2 separate regions of the Mus musculus genome follow, and region 2 is linked to region 1. A link is a loop called in an ENCODE intact Hi-C map of the cell type or tissue named here. Cell type or tissue: gastrocnemius. All regions are shown on one strand. Links, peaks and the distances in the headings refer to the core of each region. The heading gives the core; the rest is flanking DNA.

The links. Hi-C counts contacts between places; a loop is a spot of excess contacts. Peaks named below come from ENCODE experiments on the same cell type or tissue, not always from the same donor. Only the 100,000 strongest peaks of a DNase experiment are listed, where the experiment ranks them.
Region 2: a loop joins it to region 1, with 3 times the contacts of the local background. A loop is called at or near these places in 3 of 42 quality-filtered maps.

Annotation. Positions count from the first base shown.
Region 1 is chr14:60,981,263-60,993,768 of GRCm38, forward strand. All of the region lies in intron 5 of Tnfrsf19 (tumor necrosis factor receptor superfamily, member 19), which reads right to left. Among named protein-coding and RNA genes, the nearest start is that of Gm41167, 50 kb to the right of the region's middle. In gastrocnemius, for the core only: no CTCF peak of the experiment used is centred there; a DNase peak (open chromatin) is centred at 7,100; H3K27ac peaks cover 746 bases.
Region 2 is chr14:60,793,060-60,805,565 of GRCm38, forward strand. Mipep (mitochondrial intermediate peptidase) reads left to right here. Exons shown (of 19, transcript NM_027436.3): 5 at 3,113-3,176; 6 at 9,062-9,244; 7 at 9,754-9,910. Among named protein-coding and RNA genes, the nearest start is that of Mipep, 15 kb to the left of the region's middle. In gastrocnemius, for the core only: a CTCF peak has its summit at 6,825 (motif pointing right); a DNase peak (open chromatin) is centred at 7,148; H3K27ac peaks cover 379 bases.

The DNA.
Region 1 (12,506 bases), core at 2,760-10,759:
AATCACATCCAACAGTGAGGACAGTTTACCTACCCCCTCCCTGCCTCATCTTCCCTTTCTCCTCGACTTAACCTTTCATTTTTAGCTGGAGAGAATCAAGCTGTCAATCAAGGCTAGGTATATTTTAGTAATCAAAAAAGTTGTTGAGAGTAAGGTCAGAGAGGCTCAAGTCTCCTTGAGGGCATTAGGCTAGGGCTTATGCACTATGAGGTCCTGCTGAGAGGGTCCACCACATGGTCTTTATGGTAGTGCCCTTTGATGCATCGTCTTTCAAATGACCAAAGCTTTTAATGGCCAAGTCACCCAGTCATTTGACAGACAGCTGACCCTTCCCTTGTGCCCAGTGGCCTTGACTAGGGAGTTGTCAATCATGCAGCCACTTGTTTGACCCTTGGTGATGAGACAATAGCTTGAACACTTCCTGGATGTTTTGAGGAAACCGTACTAGCTGCAGAAACCCTTGCAGTTGTGGCTGCTAGCAACTGAAGCCATGTCGCTGCTCAGGAAGCCATGATGGCTCCAGAGAGACTCAAAGACCCCATTCATCTTTTAGCTAATCTTGGGTCCAAGACAGAGAACTTCCCTAATGGCTCAGCCAAAAGTTTACTTGAGGTACATCCAAGGCCTAAGATTGGTGGAATTAGAAAGGTATGCACCAGTATGTTGTGCCTTCAGCCTGTACATTGATTCTCAGTCTGGAAGCTTCTCTTCTGTGAATAACTATACCCTGGTGCCTTAGTCACTGTTCTTTGTTGTGAAGAGGCACCATGACCAAGGCAACTCTTACAAAAGGAAGTGTTTAAATGGGGGATATTGCTTACAGATTTGGAGCTTAGTCCGTGATCATCCTGGTGGGGAGGGAGGGTGGCAGCAGGCAGGTATGGTGCTGGAGAAGTAGCTGAGAAGTTTATATCCTGATCTGCAGGCAGCAGGGAGGGAGACAGAGAGACAAACCTGGCTGGGGAAACCTCAAAGCCCACCCTCAGTGACATTTGTCCTCCAATCATGTCACACCCACTCTAACAAGGCCACACCTCCTAACCCTTCTAATCCTATCAAACAGTTCCCCTCCCTGGTGACTAAGCATTCAAATATATGAGCCTATGAGGGTGGCATTCTTATTTAAAACACCACACCTGGTGTTGTGACCTTGACCTCAATACAATTCTAATTGAAATGCAGTCTTTCATTTGCTTATGTTTGTTTATAGCTGTTTGAGTGAAAGAGCTAATTTCAAGAAGAGCCAACTCTGGGATTCAATCCCAGCAAAGACAACACTGGTAATGAGTGTCCCTCAGCACTGAAGTAGCTCCAGAGAGAAGTCTGAAGAAGAAAACTGGAGAGCTGAGGCTGTGGGAGGCAACCGGCTGTGAAGACCAGATGATGAGAGCCCCCGGCTTCACAGGAAGAGTTGGAGAGAAGCTTGGGGGCCTATAGCATTAACTTGGTACTGACACTACAAGCCCAGGGCAATAAGCCTCTGACCTGGTTTTGGAAGCTTGGAACAGTAAACTTGTGGTCGCAGGGCACAAAGCTGTAAGCCTCTGGGATTTCCAGCCCAGAGTCACTCTCACCTGAGCACCCAGAATTTAAGTTATCTGGCTTTTAAAGCTGGGACCTATAAGGCTCCAGTTCTCATGGCCTCGTGTTGTTGGGGGGGTCCTGCAAGCCCAGCCCATGAGCTTCTGATGTGGTGTGCTCCAGACTGCTAATACTGAGGGACTGATCCTGGCTCACTGTTTCCACCTAAATAGGGCAAGCAGATCCACAGCCAACTGTGTGCAACAATGTATTTGTCAGAAATCTAGGGGTGTGTGGCTAAGTAGAAATGCAGATGTTTCTAGTTATCTCCAGCATGGGCAGCTGTGCTTTCTGACTTATATTATTAATCTTTCGGGTTATTAAAACTGATTTTCAAGCCCGGTGTGGTGGCGCACGCCTTTAGCCCCAGCACTTGGGAGGCAGAGGCAGGCGGATTTCTGAGTTCGAGGCCAGCCTGATCTACAGAGTGAGTTCCAGGACAGCCAGGGCTACACAGAGAAACCCTGTTTTGAAAAACCAAACAAACAAAAACCAACCAAACAAAAAAACCACCTGATTTTCAAAGATCAGTCTATACTTGGTGAGTACAGGCATGGGTGTGGTTCTCTATCCAACCAAGAACATAGTTTACCATGCAACCCTTTCCCCTGGCCCCTCATGGCAGGCTTTAACAGTCTCCGGGCAGCCAATCTCCTCTCTGAGACAGCAGCACCCTGACGGCTCCTCACCAGCACAGGAGTGGATTCTGCTAGTGTAAACACCACCTACACCATAAAGTCAGCTGGCAGGCCAAGGCCACTTTATCCTTTTTTCTAAGCCAAAAATAATAAAAAATGAAGACAGTCTTATTGTTTATTACGACTGTAATAGTAAGTAGTTTACATTTCAATTGCTAGGGGAAAAAAAAGATTGTTTTTAAAGCATACTCCTTAAATCAAATGACTAAATCTGAAGGAGTCTCCTTCATTCTCTCCTGCTCCTTGCCTTGGTCCCAGCTTAACCCTCTCTTCCCTCAAGTGCGTGGTCACAAACTCCTGCGTGACTTGACCCAGTGTCCAGGCCACTGCTTTCTAGGCTAAGGCAACTACATGAACCCGTTTGGTTCATATTGAACTTTACCCGGCTCAGAAGCCACCTGGGAAATAGAAACTATGGCCTCTGAGGTCCATAATCTTATGGTCTGCTCCTCACAATGGTGGCCAAGGTAGGTCTTCAGGGGGGCAGAGGAGAAGGAACTGTGGCATGAGTGTCCTTCCCCATGAGAACAGTGACGGGCCACTCAAAAGCACGGGTCCAGGCTATCAGGTTACAAATCACCACTGGCTCTACTGTCAGAAGTTAGTAGTAAAGAGTTCCAAGTTTCCTTCAAACTTGACTATGGATTTATTAGCAGAAAATGTTGGAGGTTTCTACCTAGGAAACAGACAGACTCTAAGCGCACTGCTAAGGGGCACTGCTAAGAGCTTAGGGCTCTTGCTTTTCCTCGAGTGAACAAAAGAAAGTTTTAGATGGACAAGATAGAGCCATGTTCTCTACTCTTCTGCGTGTGTGCATCTTACAGTCCATATGCACAGATAACAAGAGAAAGCTAGAGGAAACCAGTTGCCAGGGAAGGGCAGAGCAGGCATATGGCCAAAGGTTAGTATTATTGACAGGGACTGAGGTGATGTGAAATGTATTCAGCTGGCAGTGTTCAGACCGCTTGGCAGGTCGCAAGAGATCGAGATGAGACCCTGAAGTGTATACATGAGGCAAAGACGCATAGCCACAGGAGACTCAAGGCAGGGGGTGGTGCTCCCAGAAGACTGAAGCTTGGGAAACTACAGACTCCACTTTCTTTCCTCATTTCTATTTGCTTATAGATCATTTGGCCTCCGGATATATTTCCCATCAAGCTAAAACAGATCAAATATTATCATACATGTCTTTGAGGAGAAAGGAAAGAATGAAAGGCAGTCAGGGAGAGCTAACTACTGCAGGAGAGTCGCTGGCAGGGCAGGGAGGTTTTCAGGCTCTAAGTGAAGACTGCAGCCACTGAGGAGGTCTGAGGAGACTGTCCTGTTCCTTCAGGGGAAGTCTGTTCCTAAGGATAGCTCTTTCTTTTAAATTCCTCTTTAGCACTTGCTGGAAGCCGGTTGGCACTTTAATTAGCATAAATACTATAATTAACACTGAAAAAAAAGCATAAGGCACCAAACAGCAGCTAATCATCTGCAGCATTTCTTTGCAAACACAATAAAGCTAAAAGAATTTTTCCTGCTTTCAAGGGTGTTTTGTTCTTTTTATTACCCCACCCACCTAAAAGTCCCCCGTGTTTATTTGCCTGGAGAAACAATGAGGTCTTTAAACTCTGCACCAAGAAACAGAAAAGACACCATAAAAGAGAAACACATTATGATGGCTTTGAACATCTGTGGCGAGGGACAGGAAGCTCAAATAGGACCTCAAAGGGACAGAAGCTGGACTGCCATCTGGGGACTGAAACAAGGGAAACCCCGGGCTAGGCCCTGCCCTCCCAACTCTAAGTGTTTGAGCTCTCCTTAACCCCTGGAGTGCCACACACCACCAGCACCCTTGGAAAGCAGGACCCAGCCAGGGAAAATGCCATATGGGAACAGACGTAGAGACAAGGAAGCCAGCACAATCTTCCTGGGCTCTCAAATGAGTGAGGTGGGCAATAAGAAAGAAGTAAACTGCACGACTGGACACTTAAATTCTTTATTACCACCCTGAGAATAAGTGTTTGTGCATAGTTTAAAACTCCTGACTTGGCCTAAAGAAAAAGAAAAATCCAGACTTATATAACCAGTGTCTCCCACCGCCTCCCCGTTCTGTCAGAGCTACGCCTAACTCATCTACATTTTAAAACCAGCAGGACATAGGTGAAAGCAGAGGGGTTTGCTATAGGTTGGAAAGAGGGCACTTTTCTTGAGTCTTAGACCATGAAAGAAACTTGAAAATTAAACCCATGTTTTGTCATCACCTGTTTTCTAACATCTCCATCTGGTACATGAAAAAACAGAGGAACAAAAAAAAAATTAATAAAATAAAATAATTGTCTATTAGGTGCTATGGCCAGGACCCAAAATCAAGACTTCTTCACAATGAGCATGGAATGTGGTCATCTGAGAAAGACATCCAGCAGGGACTGCTCTGCATCCGTCCTAGGATGAACAAATGATGTGGAAAGACAGCCTGCAGGAGAGATGACAAAGGACTTCCCAGGGTGTATTGTTAGGCATCGGATACCTTTATCCCTAGAGCCTAAACCACAGCAAACATGATGATGTCATCACACAGTATGATGTGAACCCCCGTAGCCTCTTTCCAGTGTGTGGTTTCTCCTGAGTAGGATGGTCAACTTTAATTGTCAACCTGACGACATCTAGAATCACCCGAGAAGGGAGTCAGATTGAGGACTGTCTAGGTTCGGCTGCCCTGTGGCAGTCTTGGGAGGGTTTTTCTTAACTGGGTTAATTAATAGAGGTGGGAAGACTCTGCTTGAACGTGGGCTGTGTTATTTCATGGGTTGGCCCCTGGATGGACACGGAGCCAGTGTGCTGCGCATAGACAGGCAGTCACCCATTGCTCTCTGCTCTTGACTGTGGACGTAATATGACTGTTTCAGTGACCTGTCACCTGACTTCCTGAGAGTCTTGGGACATGAAATGAATTTGAAAATTCAACCCATGTTTTGTTGAAATGCCTGAGACTAGGGAGATATTTCTCATTCAAGCCCACACACAGGAAACAAAACACCTAATTTAGAAAAAAAGTATATCAATCAAATGTTGTTGTTTGTCACTCCCATTGATTATGGGGGGGGGGCGGGGTGCTGGGGGGTAGCTAGCCCTTAGTGTCCTTGGGGATCTGCTTCAGGACATGTATTGTCTTCTGAATTCCAAAATCCATGATGGTCAAGTCTCTTCTAACAAAACAGGTAACATTCCATAGACCCACACCTGGACCGTAAAGCATCTTCTACATGACTTGTAATGCCCAATACGGCGTGAAGGCCGGTGGAGAGCTGTACAGTGATATGAGCAGAAGGTGATGTCTGTACAGAAACACAGCTTCAGAGGGTTTTTGACGCCCTGATTGGTTGAATCTACAAATGTGAAATCCACAGATAAGGAGGGCTGGCTATATAACTAAGATTATTATGTTCTTAGAGTAAAACTAGTAATTAAATCAGCCAAACGGCACTTATTTAAGTTAAATTAATTAAATTGCATTAATTAAATTAGTCACCAGTTCTTGAGAAATGAGCAGAAAGCCTGTTCCTCAAATGCGTTTACTGCACCAGCTGGGGCATTTTCTGCTTAATTAGGATTCTAGGTCCCTGCTTCCTCCCTTGTTCCCAATGTCAAATCTCAACAGCCGCCTTTGCAGTAGCTAACATTGCCTGCTCACAGGAGGCTCCTCACTGCTCTGACCAAGCTCCTAATCTTCTCACCCCTCGAACTGAGACCCAGCCTCTCCTGAGTGGGTTCCATGTGTCGCAGCTGGGTCTCTGTTCTCAGGACTCCTCATTTGGGCCTTCTTCCACACTTTACTGTCTTGATAAACCACTTCCATCCTGGCATTCTGAAGGGGTTTCTTAATATGCAGCCTGGGTTAAGCAGCAGCCCCTACACATTTTAAAGAGCAGTTGACCTTAAGGAGAGCCAGAGTCCTGTCTCGCGTCACTGGCAAGCTGATCCCGGACTATTCATTTTGTGGGGGTGTTTAGAGATACCTGCCAATCCTCAGATGCTGCCCACCGGTTTTTTGTTTATTTTGAGACAAGGCCTGCCTGTCTTCCTCCCAACACCAGGATTCCAAGAACATTCAGCCATACTGGGCCATTTACACGAAGGTTCTAGGGTTGAACTTAGGCCCTCCAGTCCGCCAGGCAAGTGCCTTAGCAACTGAGCTATCTTTCTACCTCAGGAGATTACAGTCATCTGAACAAAAATTCATGCCAACATCTTTCAGACGTCTGGATGAAAATGAGACCTGACTGGGACATGGGGGATAAATGCACATGCAAACTTTAAATAGCAAACAAAGAAAGTTAATGATGTGGAGGCTGCTCACAAACGGAGCTCCGCAGGCTCAGTCCCCTTTGGGATGATGTGACAGAAAGGGCTCTGTACCTGACTTGGGAAGTGGCTGTAGCTTGGTATGCATAGCTGCCAAAGCCACTGAGTAATGCTACTTAGATTGGCAATCCTCTCATGAGAAATTACGTTTCAGTAAAATTGAAAATCTACAGCTAACAGATACAAATTTACATCCTTTAAAAATTACAATTGAGTACCAAGGAGAGATGTTTTTTGAATATTTATTTAAGAGAGTGGCTAAGTGAATCACAGTATGGTTAAAGCCTGTCTTGGGAACTCCTAAGTTACTTTCTCTGAGATGATCAAGGTAAACAGAGCCGTTGGGACAACCTTTTAAAGACTCAGCGGGAGACATAAGCTGAATTAATTTCAACTTGAAATTCAACTTCCAGCTTCTGCTTTTGAGGGGGAGGGGCTGGGCCTGTGCTCAGGGTTTCCTGAGTGCTGCACTCTCAGGCAGATGCTGCCAGGCTGGGGCCAGCCGCTCTAGCGCTCTAATACCGGTACTTTTTGGCCTGTGGGGTATTTTGGCCTACTATTTTTTTCGGCAGTGACTCAATTCCACTGTTGACTGTTCTCTTGCTGTGTTAATTACAGAATCTAAAGTGCTCCTGCATCTGTACTGAACATGTACAGGCCTCTTCCCTTGTCATCATTCCCAAAATAGCACAGTTCAGCCATGCAGGTTGATTCAAACCTGGAGTTGAATTAAATTCCATGGCAGATGTCTTAATATGAATACTGAACTGTTTGGTACAAGAGACTTGGGCATCCAAGGTCACTGGCCTCTAAGGCTGCGAGTCTCACCCTAGAATCAGTTCCCCAGAGGACACCAAGGCATGACTGTGCATTTATTTTTTACACTGTTGGGAATAGAACTTGGTCCTCACGCGCGCTAGGCAGTCACACCGTGCTTTATAATTTTAGTCTTGGCATCTGGGAGTTCACTTGAGACGCAGTTTGGAGCTTGGCAGCTCTATGCTGTCAGGTAGATCCCCACTGAAAGCCCTTTCTTCTTCCGCATGAGTAGGAGCTGAAGAGCAGGCTGAGAAATACCAGTAAGGATCTGGCCCCTTGAATTCAAGAGGGACTTGCTATGCTACACTGTCCTGGTATTTTCTTCATTCAAGAATGAAAACAAAATTTCTTAGGCTAAGCCCCCTCCTCAGGGAGCCGACTTATAAATAGTTGGACACCAAGTTTAACGGCCACCTAACCTGGTCCCAACTAGGATGCGAATGGTCTCCAGCATATAACAACCACACCCTGAGAATAAACACTCTGGATGAAAGGTTGACTGACTTTAAGTCCCAACTAGATGGCCCGGTGAATCTGTGACTGCACTGAATTCTCCAGCAATGGCTTCCCCTGCCACTCATTTCTTCCCAGTGTTTCCTGGGCACTCACCAATCACAGATCCACTTGTAAAAAAAAAAAAAAAAACTCCACAGCTTATCGATGGGGCCTGATAGGTCTCATTTATTATTTTTAAAATAAGCTGTACTTAATCTAAAATCCATTCAATGTAGTGCTATCCTTTGATCGGATACAGCTCATTTTTCCATGAGTAAATATTTAAGCCAGCTCATAGGTTTAAAGGTCTAGGAAAGAGCGGGGAATGAAGCTGAGAAGGAGGGTGTGGGAAGGAGGGTGTGCTGGGGACTGGGTAGGAACTGATCCTCTGTTTTTTCAGAAGGATGGTCCTTTTCACCAAAAGCAGACAGTCAAAAACCCACAAGAGCAGCTCCAGGCTCAGGGGATGGTACGATCTAGTCAAAACGCCTACATTTCTGCTCTTCTTTCCACAGAAGACGTTGATGGCTTGTATTGAGAAATTTCTATTGGGAGAAAAGAATGGCTACAGAACACATGCGTTTAGAATACCCTTAGAAGAGTTTCTGAATCCTACAGCTGATGAAACCACAGCCAAAGAACCGTTTGGGGGCACGAGTCTGAGACAACTGGACAAGCACACAGAGAAACTGCGTGGAGTTCTCTAGAGAGGCCAGGACATGTGGACTGAATGCAACAGTCCCTGGCTTCCCTTGAAATGCTATATTGTGAGGGGTGTCAATTACCTAGGTCCCCAAGTATGACCAAGATAAAAAACAAAACAAAACAAAACAAAACAAAACAAAACAAAACAAAAAAACCAAAAACCCACCAGAAAAAGGAAGGCATAATGACTGACATTTATTGTTCCGGCCTGGGGAGGCTGCAGAAGAACTGGCATGCCGTCCTGAACGGTCTAGGCCAGAGTGAGATTCTCACTAAGAACAAAATAAAACAGAAGGAAGAAGAAGGCTCCCTCAGACGTCATTTGATAGCCTCCCCACCCTTTGGAGCTTCCGGAAAAACAAGAACTCTAATTACCATACTCAACCACATTAGACAAAATGTGGGGTCAGCCAGTCATCAGGATGACCAGACCTGTTTGCATTGCACTAAAGGTCACCAAGTGAGACTGAGCGCTGGGTCCCTGTGGCTGCTCTGGGGCCAAGATCCCCACTTGATGAGGGCTCGCTCTGTGATGGCCTGCCCTGCCTTCTGGTTGCATCTGGTTCTCCAGCTCTCTTGCCTCCGGAGCTTTCTCTCTCACAGTTTGGCGATTCTTCCAGCAAAAGATAAGTTTACAGCCAGGCAGTGGTGGCGCATGCCAGCACTTGGGAGGCAGAGGCAGCTGAATTTTTGAGTTCGAGGCCAGCCTGATCTACAGAGTGAGTTCCAGGACAGCCAGGACTACACAGAGAAACTCTGTCCCAAAAAATGAAGAAAGAGAAGGAGGAGGAGAAGTTTGCAGCCAGGGGTGATAGCCACGGGGCTGGAATCTCAGTGGTGTAGAGCCTCAGTCAGCAGACTGTCAAGTTCAAGGCCAATTTGAGCTATATTGGGAGACCATGTCTCAAAGTTGGGGACATAGCTCAGCAGTATGGCACTTACCTGCCATGGGCAAGGTCCTGGGTGCCATCTTTAGCATGGAAAAGAAAAGCAGATATCAAGGGAGGCCTTTGAAAAGTGTCCTCTGCACAAAGGTTCTACTAGTGGGGACCGGGCAGGTTATGTTTGTTAAGCAGCCTTTGAGATGAGAACTATTTTGATTTATTTTTCAATAAAATAGTGGAATCACATTAATAGGGACAGGAAGTCAGGCAAGAAGAAGCTCACAGACTGTGGCACCTTAAACTGCCCAGTGAAGAGGCAGAAGTGGAGTCTCTGCTTAGATCAGGGCAGGAGGCTGACTTTCAGGGGCTAGGCTGCCTCTGCTCTGTTCTTTTGATGTTCTCCTCCTATCGTGCAGGTTCTTGTTAGCAGGAGAGAGCTAATTTCAGACATCTCTGGGAGCAGCTTCCTCTGTGGGATGCTGAAAGTATTTGTTTACACATACAGCCATTCTCCACCGTCCTCCACACGAGGCTCATAAGCAGCCTCCTTTCTAGCAGGGACCTGGCTAGACACCAGCGAGTCTCGGTCTGGAGACCAGAGACAACTTCACAACTCCCAGTAAGCTGAGCCTGTCATTAGTGCATACTGGCTTTGTGGATCATGACACAGGGGTTCCAGTAAGTGTCCTGGAAACTCTGGCCTCTAGCAAACTCATCAAAAGACTACATCAGAATCAACACCAAAAGCCCCATACATATGCCAGGTACACAGGGCAAGTGTGGAGGAACTTGCAGTATAGACAGGCATCCTCCCTGCATCCACACACTGCTATAGTGTGGAGTGCCTTGCACTGTGGGCATCTCTCCTACATCTGCACTGTGCCCCACCCCTCCTTTTTTGAATCAGATATGTATATTCAGTCACACCTGCATATATCTGTGTGTGTTCAAGATCAGAGGTCTGTGCCTTTCCTCGGTCACTTTCTATCATATTCTTTGAGACAAGGTCTCTCACTGAAATTGGAGTTGGAGCCCATGGATTGCTATACTAGGTGGTGTGTGCCCCAAACCCTGGCCCCCAACACAGAGCTGTGTTGTGGCTACACTTATAGCACCATGCCCAGAATTTATGTAGGTGCTGTGGATTTGAACTCGGGTCCTCATGCTTGCATAGCTGGTGCTCTACCTGCTGAGCCACCCCAGCTCCCTTTCCAAGTGCTTTGGAGAGCTGCTGCCTTATAGGGAATCAGGCACGATCCAACCAGTGTGGTGGTCAGTGCAGGCAGGGGTTCCAAGAACGCTAGTAAAATTAGTGTGGCCTGGGAATAGCTTTGTACGTTAGGAAATGCCCAATGGGAGATGGAGGAGATTCGGGACATCAGAGAACAAATCTCTCCACAGCTTACATGTGCCCAGCTACTCAGGAGGCTGAGACAGAGAATCACTAGCTTGGACATCATAGTGAGACTGCAGCCAGAATAAGAGGTGGCCTGAAAGAACAGCTTGGTGGGCAGCACTGCCTAGCATCACGAGGCTTGGAGCCAGCACTGTGACATAAATTCATAAATAGACATTGTCTAAATAGAAAACTTCTTTCTTTACAGGGTAAGCTTATGGCCCTGCCGCCGCAAAGTGATTTAAACACAAGAAAGAACCTCTGGTCCCCTGTTGCCATAGTTACTTCTCTGTTGCTGTGATAAAACACCCTCCCTGCTAAAAAGCATCTTAAAGATGGTGGCAGACATAGGGTGGCAGGAGCCTGAGACAGCAGAGGTCACGCTAGGCACATGGGCGGGTGAACGATGGTGCTCACTCTGTATTCCCACTTCAGTTAACTACATCAAGAACATTCCCCACGGGCACGTCCAGAGTCTAACCTAAGGGAAATAATCGCTCACAAGTGTGCCTAGAACAACAGTTCCCAACCCATGGGTTGCACCAGGAAACACATATTTCCAGTGGTCTTAAGGACTGAGACATGACTCCATAGCAAAATTAGTTATTAAGTGCAATGGAAGTAAATTATGAGTGGTGGTTCCCAAATATAAAACACTGACATAACTTCCATCTTCTCTTTGACTCTGTTTTATTCCCCAGCCAACAGGAATAATAATAATAATATCCAGGTGGTGATAGGTTTGGGATATAACTAAGCGAATGAGTGCCCAATATGTCACTGTAAGCCCCAGATACAACTCAGGACCTCCACCCCTGTGCTGGTCTGCCTTGCTCAGGCTAAAATTTCACCTGTTTTCTGTCCCATTACCTCTCCTGCCGTGACCATGCAATTAGGGATACGGTAATTCAAGAGTTGGCTTCTCCTGGGACAGTGCTTGCATATACCTATCTCTGTCGCAGGTGCCCAGCGAAGGACAGTACAAAAGGGCAGTCTACTCTTTGATAGCTGAGGAGCCTTCAGTTCAGCTAGTCTTTTGCCTTTCCCATGACCAGTCCCCACCAGATGCATGCTGAGGTCACCCATAACAAAGTGAAAGTGAGGCTTCTATCTACCCATGGCCCCCTGCCAAGTCACCAATAGCGGTTATTGGGTGGTAGTGATTGGCTGATCTTGGAACATACTGCTGACAGTGACAGTGACAGTAGACAAAAGAAAGGCACTTTAGGTAAAATTCCCAACTGCAGGCTTTGTTCTGACTGTCTCAAATGTGCACCCACTTGGGACAGTAAGGAGAGAGAGAAGAAAACACCCGAGACATTTAGAGCTAAACCCTGCCTTGGATCTGATGAAAAAATGTGGAATTTTGTGGGATTTTTCTTGAATACTGCTTATTCGATTTGGAACGCTGCTGTGGCTGGAATACGCGGTTTAGAAGTGACTCAAAGAGGCTTTCACCACAGTATGACTGTGTTTAACCTAGATGTTTGCTTTGTTCTCGAGGGCTCTGTACAACAGGCCACGTGACTCTAAAGTCATACCCATGAGATAAATCTCTGCGTGTGGGAGAAAGGAAAGCAG
Region 2 (12,506 bases), core at 1,955-9,954, 190 kb before region 1:
GCAGGAGGATCCAAGTTCAAGAGTTGGCTTAGATACAGAGCAAGTTCAAGGTCAACCTTGACAACTTATAAGAGCCTGCCAGAAAGTAAAAAGTAAAACAGCAGTGGCAGCAGCAGCAGCAATCCCGGGGCCGGGGATATAGTTCAGTAGCGGAGGCATTGTTTAGTGTGTGCAACTCTAAATCCAGTCTCTAGTCTGATCAGTCAGTCATCGATCGATACTTTGAAATGAGTAATAAAAGCATAGACCTCTTGGAATGTGGAAGGTCTTCCTTGGTACCAACCGGAAAAATCGACTTGGTTACATAAAAGTTACAGACTTTTTATGGCCAAACTCTTCAATGTTAAAAGTCAGAATATACAAATGACACACATTGGTTACCTGACAAAGGGTTAGTGTATTTATCATGTTAAGAGACCTTATGCATTGCTTGGAGTATAAAGAGTATACACAAAAATAAGGAGAGATTTCTTATTTTTATTTTTTTTATAAAAGTTCATTTGGAAAGATCAGGAATAGGAACAGATAGATGTCTTGGTCTCGCGGTAGTAAGGCGTGGCTCTAGAATTAGACTCTAGGGCTGGCTGTCAGCACCACAATTTGCTGAATCCTAGTTCCCTTTGTAAACAGGGATAAGGATAAAGGGTTACAACATGACGTTTACATGAGATAATTCATGTAATGTGTTTTGTTCGGTACTGTACCCCAGATTAGATGGGTTACCATTAAAAAGTGGAATAAGGCAGAGAGCCCCCCACAGTCAACACAGATGAAGCAGTGTAAGAGTAGCTGACTTAGTGATGTGGCGTAATGGAGCCTCTAACTGTGAACAGCCTTAGGGAGGGCCATTGAAGAATGCATATTAGTATAAGAATACTTTCTGATCAGTTTAACTTCTTGGAATTTATCTTAAAATGAACAATGGTACAGAAATGCATAAACATTTTTGTTTTTTGATGTTTGGTTGTTTTTATTAAAAAAAAAAACAAAAAAAAACAGGGTCTCACATACCCATGCTGGTCTTGAACTGCCGGCATCTGCCTCTACACATAGGCTTCTAGGATTACAACAGTTATAGGAATGGAGAAAATAGAAAATATTTAGTGTATATAAACAGAACGTAGCACAAACATGAAAAGTTTTATATTTTCAGGATGGAATTAGCAGAGTATATATTGATTTAAAAGTTTTATTTTTAAAAGAATATTTAAATGGGGTTGGGGATTTAGCTCAGTGGTAGAAGCACAAGGTCCTGGGTTTGGTCCTCAGCTCTGGGGGGAAAAAAGAATATTTAAATATAGGAAGATATTCAATATTTGTGGTATAATATTTTGAGAAAAAATTTTGTATGGTTGGGTTTTTTTTCAAGACAGGATTCTCTGTGTAGCCTTGACTGTCCTGGAACTTAATCTGTAGACTAGGTTGGCCTTGAACTCACAGAGATCCACCTATCTCTGCCTCCCAAGTGCTAGAATTAAAGGTGTGTACTACCACAACCTGGCACATACATTTTTATAGCAAAGTGATACTATGAAATATTTTTGCTTAAGAAGAGATTACTGGAGGCTGGAAGATGGCTCAGCTATTAAGAGCACTGGCTGCTTTTCCAGAGGTCCTAAGTTCAGTTCCCAGCACCCATATAGCAGCTTTCAACTGTCCAGGTCCAGAGAATCTTACACCTTCACATAGACATAATGCAGGCAAAACACCAGTTCACATAAAATTGAAAGCAAGTCATAAAAGAAAAAATATTTTTAAAAAGTACTGTGTTTTTACAGTGCTTTGGAAAGAAAAATGGTGTGAGGTGGGAAATGAGACAAGTTAGCAAGTTAGGGGCCCTGTGAAGTGTTCTGCATTGTTTAAGAAAGCATGCAACAACTGCATTGTTAATGGGACCTATTAGTTATTTTGAGACAAGTTCTAGAACTCCCTATTTGTCTAGCATTGCTCAAACTTGCAATCCTCCTGTCTCTCCCCTTTCAGAGGGCTGGAACTACAGACATCTCAGATGCCTGGCAAGATCCTTGAAGTTTTAGAATTTTAGAAGACCTTGGTCTGAGAACAGCTCACTGCCATAGAACCTGCCTAGTATATGTAGGACACTGGGTGTGATCCTAGTACTATGGGGAGACCACATGTGAAGAAGTTTAGAATAATGTTAATTCTGTTCATTCAAGATGTATTTGAGGGGGCTGGTGAGATGGCTCAGTGGTTAAGAGCACTGACTGCTCCTCTAAAGATCCTGAGTTCAAATCCAAGCCACCACATTGTGGCTTACAAACACCCATAATGATATCTGATGTTCTCTTCTGGTGCGTCTGAAGTCAGCTACAGTGTACTTATGTATAATAATAAATACATCTTAAAAAAAAAAAGATGTATTTGAGCCAGGTATGGTCTGGTATACGCCTCTATAATCTCAGCACTCCAAAGGCTGAGGCAGGAGGATCACAAGTTTGAAGCAAGCTTGTGCTGTATAGCAAGATCCTATCTCATAAAGCAAAACCAGCAATGCATTAATAAGTAAAATTATATGATACAGTAATCAGGAAGACAAATATATCCATTTTTGAAAAGTCAAATCCAGAAGAATACATCAAATACTTCATTAATCTACCACTAGAAACAAAAGCAATTAAAAAATATCACTGGCAGGAAGGTTGTTAACTGACTTCAAGCCTGAAGACAGAATGAAAAGAAAGAGCACGCTCTCTACAGTCAGGATGCTACTCCTGGCATCAGGGAGAAGCTGGCCCGCTGCACCAGCCGAAAGAAACACTGCAAGCTCCACACAGGTCCTGGAGAGGCTGTCCAAGTGCGGACCCATCCTGGCGGTAGTTACTGGCTTTGGATGCAGTTGAGATAACTAGATGTTAGGTTCCTAGCTTCACCGGGTATAAGAGCTGACCTGACATGACAGGCCAGTGGGACTCCCAGCCGGGCGCCATACCTACTTCTGAGATATTAAACTTCTTGTTTCAAACAAAGAAACTGTGGCTGTATTGAAGTAGTTCTCTTTAACAGTAAGTTTTGGAAATCCTGATTGAACATAGAGACTGATTTTTGTTGTAATTTTAATGAACTCCTGTAACTTGTGCTTACTTTATTTTAGGCGAGTGGCCGAACTATTTATGTTTGATTTTGAAATCAGTGGAATCCATCTAGATGAAGAAAAGGTAATAAATCTTTTTTTTTCTTTTTAAAATATGCTCTTAAATTTATTTCTCTTGTGTATGAGATGGCCTGAATGTATGTATGTATACCTCATGCATGGCCTTGGGGGTAGGAAGAGGGTAAGAGCCCCTGGGTCTGCAGTTACGGATGGTTTTAACCAGCACATGTGTGCTGGGAACCAATTCCTACACCTCTGCAAGAGTAACTCATGCTCTCGACCTTTTAACCATCTCTCCACCCAAGTCTTTTCGTTCTTCAGATCGGGTCTATATAGCCCCAGCAGGCCTGGAACATGCTATGTAGACTAGGCTGGCCTCAAACTCATGCTGCTTCCTGAGTGCTGGGGTTAAAGGTGTGTGACAGCAAAGGGGGCACATTTATCTATCTGTCTGTCTGTCTGTCTACTCATCTATCTACCTATTTATTTAGAGATAGATAGGGCCTCCTGTAGCCCAGCTTAGCTTTGATCTTGGTGTGGATTGAAGATGAACTTGTCTTTCTGATCTTGGACCAGGCTCAGTGCAGGGAATTGAACCCATCAGGGGAAGCATTCCACCAGCTGAGCAAAGACAAGGTTACATGTTAACCAAATTGGCCTGGAACTTGTTTGTAGCAGAGGCTGGCCTTGAACTCCTGACCTTCTTGCCTTCACCCCCTTCTAGTATTACAGGCATGCCACCACACCAGGCTTCCAGCTGTTTTAGTGTTTTTACTAACATTTATTTGCTAGAGCCCTCTTGTATCACTTGACGGTGTATTAGCAAACTCTTAGGACCTTTTTTCACTTGTCATAAAATTCTTCTGTAGGTGGTGTCTAAACATAGTGCTCTCTGGAAGCTGGCCATCACTCCAAAATGAAGTGACAGCTCAGCTAGAGTGGTGACGGTGCCATGGAGTGAGGCTGAGATGGAGAGTAGGTGGACTTCACACTTGGTGTGCCTGATGGCTCCACACATTTGCTATGGTGTGACCTGTGCAGTGTTCTCTCTGGATGGAGGGTAGAAACAAAGTAACTTGCTAGAGGCTCTCAGCTTCAGCGCAGGGAGTTCTCACACTGGCTGCAGGTGTCCTAAGAATATGATGCGCTGCCAACCAGTCCCTTGTGTGGGCAGCAGCTCAGTGCTGGGCTAGAGGAGTGGCTGGATGCCACCCAGAGTGGCTCCCCATGGCCTCCTCTGCTTGCCCACGGTCCGATTATTATTATGATTTTATAGCTCTTTCCATCCCAGGGAATCCAAAGACATTTATCTAGGAACAAAAGTTAGTTTCTCAGAATGTCTTGGGACCTCCGTGCCTGAGACTTCTCTATCTGGATCAACCAAGGGCAGATGAAAAACATTCAGAAAACGATGTGTTTGCACTGAGCTCAGAGCAGACTTTGCTAATAGCTTTCGTGCTCTCACCTGGCCTTTACATTGTATTATACTTCCCAAGTGATTGACAGATGTTCTGGAGTTGATAGGAGGAGGTGGATAGGTTTCGTGCAAATGCAGAAGGACTATTCTGCTGTCCAAGGTAGGGAGGGGTGTCTTGGCACCAGTCCATACCACAGAACATTTGTACGCCTTGTCTGATAAATAGGAGGTCTATCTTTCTGTCTGTCTCTCTTTTAATTTTTATTGTTGTTTTGTTTATTGCAACAGTGTATTCACTTTGTAGCCCAGGCTGACCTTGAACTTGTGGTGATCCTCCTGCCTCTGCCGCCTGAGTGCTGGGATCACTTGTGGGAGCCGCTGCTCCTGGCTAATGAAACACAGTGAGTTCATGCATTCACCTGAGGGCCCATCAGTCAGGACGCAGCAGGTTAACTTTTGGTTTGCCTCCACGTCTGGGGATGTCTTTCAGTCGGTCGGGCGCCTTAGGCAGGGTCTTTCCCTACTCAGTTGCCTGAGGCTTACACCTTTTCCTCTGCAGCCCCTTTCCTCGATGACGTATACTGCTTCTCTTTGAGTCACCACAGAAAGTGTGGAGTAACTGCAGTGCTCTTTCACTGAAGGTCATCTCCCATGGACTAGATGGCCTGGCTGTCTGAGATGCCTCTATTCTCCGTGATGACAGGGAACACCTCCAAGCATTTGTCAGAGTAAGAAATGCTTCTCCCATCACCCACACAGTGCCTTTAAGAATCTGTTTCGTGATGAGAAACTGGTGACCCCAGAAGAATGAGAAGCAATCTGTAAGCTCCGGACTTGTTAGGTTTTGGTTTTGCTCTTTGGGACATGATCTTGCTCTGTAGCCCAAGCTGATCTAGAACTCTCAGATGCTAGGGTTGCATGCTTGAGCCACCACACCTGGCTTTTTATTCTTGATAGAAGGTCTCAGTGTGGAGCTTGTGCTGGCCTCAGACTCAGGTTTGCTCTACTTCAGCCTCTCAAACGCTTGGGATTTCAGCACATGGAGATCACATGTTGCCTTTAGTGCCGGGGGTTGAATTTAGGGACCCATGCATGCTAAGAAAGTCCTCTGCACTGAGCAGTATCACCAGCAGATCATGTTTTTTGATGTATACCAGTTTTGGATTCAGTAAAATACCTCATGATTGTAAGATGATACATTGTAATGCTAGTCCCCATTAACTGGGTTTGATGTCTTCTGTTTGTGAGCAATGGGGACTCATGTATCACAGGGTAGCATTGAGCTTTCTGTGAAGCCAAGAATATCTGCTTCCACCTCCCAAGTGCTAGTGACGCAGACCTTCTCCATTACGTCTGCTTTAAGAGGTGCTGGGATCAGACCCAGGGCTTCCTGCATGCCAGGCTAGCACTCAACCAACTGAACACAGTCCTTGCCACCCCAATCCTGCTTTGTTAACCTTTGAGGTGACATTGCTGTGCATAGCTCTCGCATTGTACAGAATGTTAATTAAAGCCGTGTTTGAAACTGTGCTGGCCAATGTTTATGTTCAGTTTTCACCAGCACCGACCGCCGTTCTCATCCAGCACACATGTACTCATAGCGTACCCTATCTTTCCCACCAAGTGACTCTCAGAGGCCATCAGCATTAAAGATGCAGGAGATAAGTCAGCCGTTTTCTCTGCAGCCCCTGCGTCTGCTCTTATGGGTGCCCCCGGGCCCAGGCTGACATCACCTGCTTTAGAAGGGAGGTTCTAAGGCACCCCACCAACATAACGTCATTTGCACACCGCAAAGGCTTACGTTCTTTCAGGTTTGCTTTGGTTAATTTTGAGATGAGGTGCTGCTGTGTCCTCAGGCTGCCTTTGAGCTCCTGCGTTCAAGCCCGTCTGCCTTCCTCTTCCCTGAGTAACTGTAGCTGCAGGCATGGGCCTCTGTGCTCTGTGCTCGCTAGTTTTCAGTTTAAGGTCTTGTGATTATAACTTAGGAGTTTAAAATTAACTGTTTATTTTAAGAAGTGTTTCTAATAGTTTCACAGGGTGTTTAGTGTTCTAAGCCGTGCACATTGGATTGTTCTGGAATAATGGAATGATATGTCCAGAAGATAGCTACAGTCAGAAAATGAACTAGATTTTATTTTTCCAGAGGTTTTAACACTTGATAAAATTTTAGGAATGATTAATTTTATTATGCTGTGTTTTACTTTTTTTTTTTTTTTTTTATAAAAAAAGCTTCAGGAAGAATTTTAGAACTATAATTTTTAGATGCCATTCATCATTTTTGTTATTCCACTGATAACCACTAGGTGGCAATACATGACTGCGAGAGAAGTCTGGATTAAGAAGACACTGAAGGCCCCGGGGAAAGGAGTTTTTCCATACTGAAAGCTTTAGGTCATTACTCTACATTGACTTTTTTCGATACTGAAGTCTTGCTATATACCCAGGCAGGCGTTTAACTTCCAGGCTGACTTTGAACGTTGAAATACCTCCCTCCGCATTCCCCAGTGCTGGGCTTATATGTGTGTATCACCATACCTGGTTTATTTTAGCACATTTTACTTTTTGAGACAGGGTCTCATGTAGCCCAGGATGGCATGGACTCTTTACATTGCTGAGGTCAAGCCTGCTTCCATTGCCTAAGTGCTGGATTGCACACATCCAGTTTGTACAGTGCCGAAGGCCAAGTTCAGGGTTTTGTGCATGGTAGCCAAGTACTCAGCTGAGCTACACCACCCCAGTCCTTCTCAGCTTCTCGTTAAGTACACATTTACATCTTATATATTTGTCTGAAAAAAAAAGTGTTGCTTAATAATTTTTTTCTTGGATATTTTCTTTATTTACATTTCAAATGTTTTCCCTTTTCTAGGTCTCCCCTTCAGAACTCCCCTATCCCATACCCCCTCCCCCTGCCTCTGTGAGGGTGCTCCCCCACCTTCCCACTTCCATCCTCCTGCCCTGGCAGTCCCCTACACTGGGGCATTGAACACCCTCAGGCCTGAGGGCCTCTTCTCCCACTGATGTCCAGCAAGGCCATCTTCTGCCACATATGTGGCCAGTGCCATCGGTCACTCTAAGTAATACACTTTGTTTGGTGGTCCAGTCCAGTCTGGCCTGTTGACACTGCTGCTTCCTCCATGGGGTTGCAACCCCCCTCAGCTCCTTCAGTCCCTTCTCTGTCTCCTCCATCAGGTACCCCAGAGCTCAGTCCAGTGGTTGGCTGTGAGCTTCCTCCTCTGTATTTGTCAGGCTCTGGCAGAGCCTCTCAGGAATCAGCTATATCAGGTTTTTATCAGCAAGCCCTCCCCAGCATCCACAATAGCTTCTGGGTTTGGTGACTGTATATGGGATGGATCCCCAAGTTGGGCAGTCTCTGGATGGCCTTTCCTTCAGTCTCTGCTCCACACTTTGTCTCCATATTTCTTCCTGTGAGTACTTTGTTCACCCTTCTAAAAAGCACTGATCACATTTTGGTCTTCCTTCTTCTTAGGCTTCAGTGCTTAATAATTTTTTAAAGGCGGGTCACATGACTCACCTGAAGCCCATCATAAGCCCTGTATGAAGCCTGGCTTGTTTCTTCCTGATAGATAACCGAAAGATCGTACCTGGGCACTTTCTGATTGGCCTCAGAGATTACATGGATACAGTTTATATTTTGTCCTAAAATATTTGTGGTGTATGCTGGGATTAAGGCCCAGTGGGCAGAGTGCTTGCCTGGCATGCATGGGGCCCTGGGTTCAAGCCTCAGCACTGCATAAATAGGGATGATGGTTCAATGGCGCCGTGGTCAGGGAGAGGTAGAGGCAGGTAGACCAGAAGTCTAAAGTCATCCTCAGCTACGTAGCCAGCCTGGGTTGCATGGACTGTCTTTATTTTATTTTATTTTATTTTATTTTTGAGGTAGCTCCTTTGACCATGGACTTCAGGAACTACTTCTCCCCAGAGATTGTGTTCTGGAGTGTGACTGCAAGCTAAAAAACTTACATGACTGTGCCAGTACAAGCCTCATCACACTTGACTGAGGAACTGGTTCTGTGTACCACACACCTGAGTAGACAGTGCAGCTCTGCCCCTCAGGCCTCTGCCTACCCCCTCCTTGTCCATTTTTAAGCCAGTGGTTCTCCTGTCATAGTGAGTGCATGCCCTGTGCCCCGTGCTCCCTGTCCTGCTTGATTCTGCCTTTAAGGGCTTTGTTGCAGGTGAACCAGAGCCTCTGAGCTGAACCCGTTGGATGCTCACATTGTTCTGTGCAGATCTGTGTTTCTCATTTCCCTTCCCCCTCTGTCTGTTAGCCTAGTCTTTTAAATTCAACATCTTTCTAATCTCCCCTTCAAATACTTAATTTTTTAAAGTGCCACGGAACAGGTGTAACCAGCCGACGTGTTGACTTAACTTAATGAAGGTTTTTGGGGACAGAGGATTACACGCAAGTGTTCTGTATCAACGGTTCAGGTGTTGTTTTCCTACGGCTGTGGATTGTCTGTCTGTGAACTGCTAGTTTACATTGCTTTAAATACCTTCTCTCCCACGTGCAGCGCAGAAGAGCAGTGGACCTCAATGTTAAGATCTTGGACTTGAGCAATGCTTTCCTCATGAGAACCAACTTTCCCAACAAGATCCGGAAGAGTCTCTTACCAGAGCACATTCAGCACCACTTTGCCCGTGACGGAAGCCACTTAATCATTGACGGCCTGCATGCAGAAGCCTCCGATGACTTGGTAGGAGTCTTCCGTTGCTTTGCTCTGCTCCCATCTGAATACTGACGGATATGTCTTACTATGCTATCATAGATATAATGCACTATCACGGCACGTGATAGTGTGGCCTTAAAGACCTTGTTGCGTTACTAAGATCTGAATTTTTAATTTCTGACATAGTTAATTCCACAAATGCTTTGAATGTGGAAAATAGTTAAAATTCATGTGGAATTAATTTTTGGAGTACAGTCAGTAGCAAGTGTAGTCACTTTTAATTCTTAAGTCATTGTGTCGCCAGGAGTAGGTGCTTTCTGGCACAGAGACAGAGCACTGGCAAATTGTCTTCTCAGCATGTGCCGTTGTGTCCTATAGAAGCACTGTAGACCTGATGTGGCCTGTTGTTTCGCTTTGGAAGCCATGGCCAGCTGTGGGCAGCGTGAGGAGCACTGGCCCTGGGGGTTGCTGCGTGTGCTTTTAGACCATGACGTTTAGACCTTTGACTTTCTCTTCTTTCCCCCTTTTAACTACAGGTTCGGGAGGCTGCTTATAAAATTTTCCTTTATCCCAATGCCGATCAGTTGAAATGTTTAGAGGAATTGCTAAGCAGCAGAGACCTTCTGGCAAAATTAGTAGGTTATTCTACATTTTCCCACAGGGCCCTCCAAGGAACCATAGCTCAGACTCCAGGTGAGCCCATTTACCCAACCTCTGCGAACCAATGGGACTTTGAGGAAGCAGACGTTCTAGTGGGAGGGTCAAGAGATTGACAGCACTGGAGAGCCACCCCAGGGAACTCTGCTCCCAGCCCAGAGCTTCTGATTTAAATATCTGTAAATGAATTTAAAAGCAAAAGACCTTTGCCATCCAGCCCGGCCTGTCCTTGAACTCACAGTCTTCTTGCCTGAGCTTCCCGAGCTGTCATGGCTGACACTGGTTGATTTTGTTTTTGTTTTTGTTTTAAAATCTATTCAGAGAACCATTTATTGGTACTTTTTGATATCTATTGATATAGAAGTCATCTTTGATTAGAGCAAATAATTTGACCTATGTTGTGTGCGTGTGCTGAGAGTAAGTCAACTCTAGGTTTCCACTTGTTATTAATTTTAAATGAATTTCATTCTAACCCAGCCCAGTGTCATCAGGTTGGAAATAGAGCGAGAGGGTGAAGGACGATGTGTTTGCTAAGCCCACGGTGGTGAGGCCATTGCCAAGCACAGCCCTGCCAGGGAAGGTTCATGCTAGGTGGGCGAGGGAGGTGCGATTGGGTAAACTGGCCTCGTGCTGAGCTCAGGATATCTGAGCTGCCATGCACAGCTAGTAATGGAAATGAATGCATGCGAGCTGTTCAGAGGTATTTTAGCGTTCGACCATTGAGGCAGTGAATCATCAGCAGGATGGTAGAGTTGCTCAGATTCTAGCTGTACCGTGGAGATGCTGATGGAGAGGGAGGAGTAGACAGCACGGTTTCTGCAGAGCACTCGTGTGTGCTACTGTGGAAGGAGGACACACTGGATGGCACTCCCTTGTGGAGTTCCCAGCATTCCTTCTGTCTTTGTTGCTTCCTTGTGTATTCCCTCTTTTCCCAGTATGCTCCTTTGTTTCTCAAAGTTCCTGTACATCTTTCTCACTCTTCCCTACCCAGCCTTCCCATGACCTGTGTCTTACCTAGGGCTGCAAAGAGTCACCATGACCTGGGCAGCTCTTTTAAAAGAAAACATTTACTTGGAGCTGGCTTACAGGTCAGAGGTTTGGTCCATTATCATCATAGTGGGAAGTATGGCAGCCTGTAGTCAGACATAGTGCTGGAGAGGTAGCTGAGAGTCCTATGTCTTCATTTGCTGGCAGCAGGAAGAGACTAGGCCACTAGGCCTGTCTCAAGCTTCTGAGACTTCAAATCCTGCCCCCTAGTGACACACTTTGTCCAACAAAGCCACACCTCCTAATAGTGCCACTCTCTATGAGCCTATGGGGCCATTTCCATTCAAACCACCCACCCTGCTTCCTGCCTGGATTCCCATGCTCAGATTCTCTGAGCTGCAAACCAAGCTCTTCCATTACAAACTTCTAAAATTGCCGCAGGCTTTCTGCTCTCCTTCAGCTTTGTCCTTGGATCTTTAAAGCACCTACTTTTTTTGTTTTTATTTGTTTTTATGCTCAGTATGGAATCCAGGGCCTCCCACATGCTAGGCATCTTCTCTGTCACCAAGCTCCGTCTCAGGCCAGCTCTTAAAGTTGGGTTCGTATAACTTAATTCCTAAATTGATATTACATGAATTATGTATTTTATATACAGAGAGATATGAATGTATATCTATATAATTTTTGTTTTCTGCTTTTGAGACCTGTGTATTTCAAGTTGTTGAGGATGGCCTTGAACTCTTGATCGTCCTGCCTCCACCGACCTAGTTCCACATTGCAGGAGTATGCTACAACTATCATTCAAATTACTGTTAATATCAGTGAGGTTAAGATACAGTATTTTTGCTTTTGTACTACATAAAATATTATTATTAGAAGGTTACGGAGTGCAGCTGGGTTATGTTATTTAACCCCTTACCGGCCCCGTGAGGTAGGGATTGGTCATGAAGGTTAGGCGTGGTGCTAACACATGACACAGCAGGAGTCAACACACACCTCTGCAGCTCCTCGGTTCTCATAGCTGGAGCCAGAAAGCCTTTCTGAGCTGCTACTCGATCAGGTACTCAGCTGGGCTCTGGAAACCAGTCAGTGTGGCAGGGAGAAGAGAATGGCTCCTTCGTGCACTTGGTGTTGCTGTAGAGAGATGGAGTAGGGATGGGATGTAGTGTTCAGTGTGCTGTAATGCCGCCTTTGCCAGGGAGGCTCGTGTTGAAACGCGATGGTGCGTGCAGGATGTGGCATGCTTCAGGCCGGGCCTGGCAATTTGTCAGAATGAATCTGCAGTCTCTTGGGGGAAAACGTGCAACCGTGTGCCCAGGTCTCAAGGGAGAAATGTGCCAGACACATCAGAGGAAAAGCCAGAGTGGGTGCTTAATGAAGAGAGAGCTATGTTGAAGGGCTGCAGGAGGGAAGACCTGTCCAGGGGGAGATGAGGGCTTTGCAGGGTCTGGGCAGAGAGGGACCCTGATCTGACTTGGACTGTGATGACAGTGGTCCTGGCAGGAACACTAGACTGCCACAGCACAAGGTGAGGAGGGAAGCTATTGTGTGGCACTCATGAGGAGAAACCATGGCATCTTGACCAGGATGCCAGTACAATTGGTCTGTGGGCACTGGCTTCCAGATGCATGGAAGTTTTGCACGT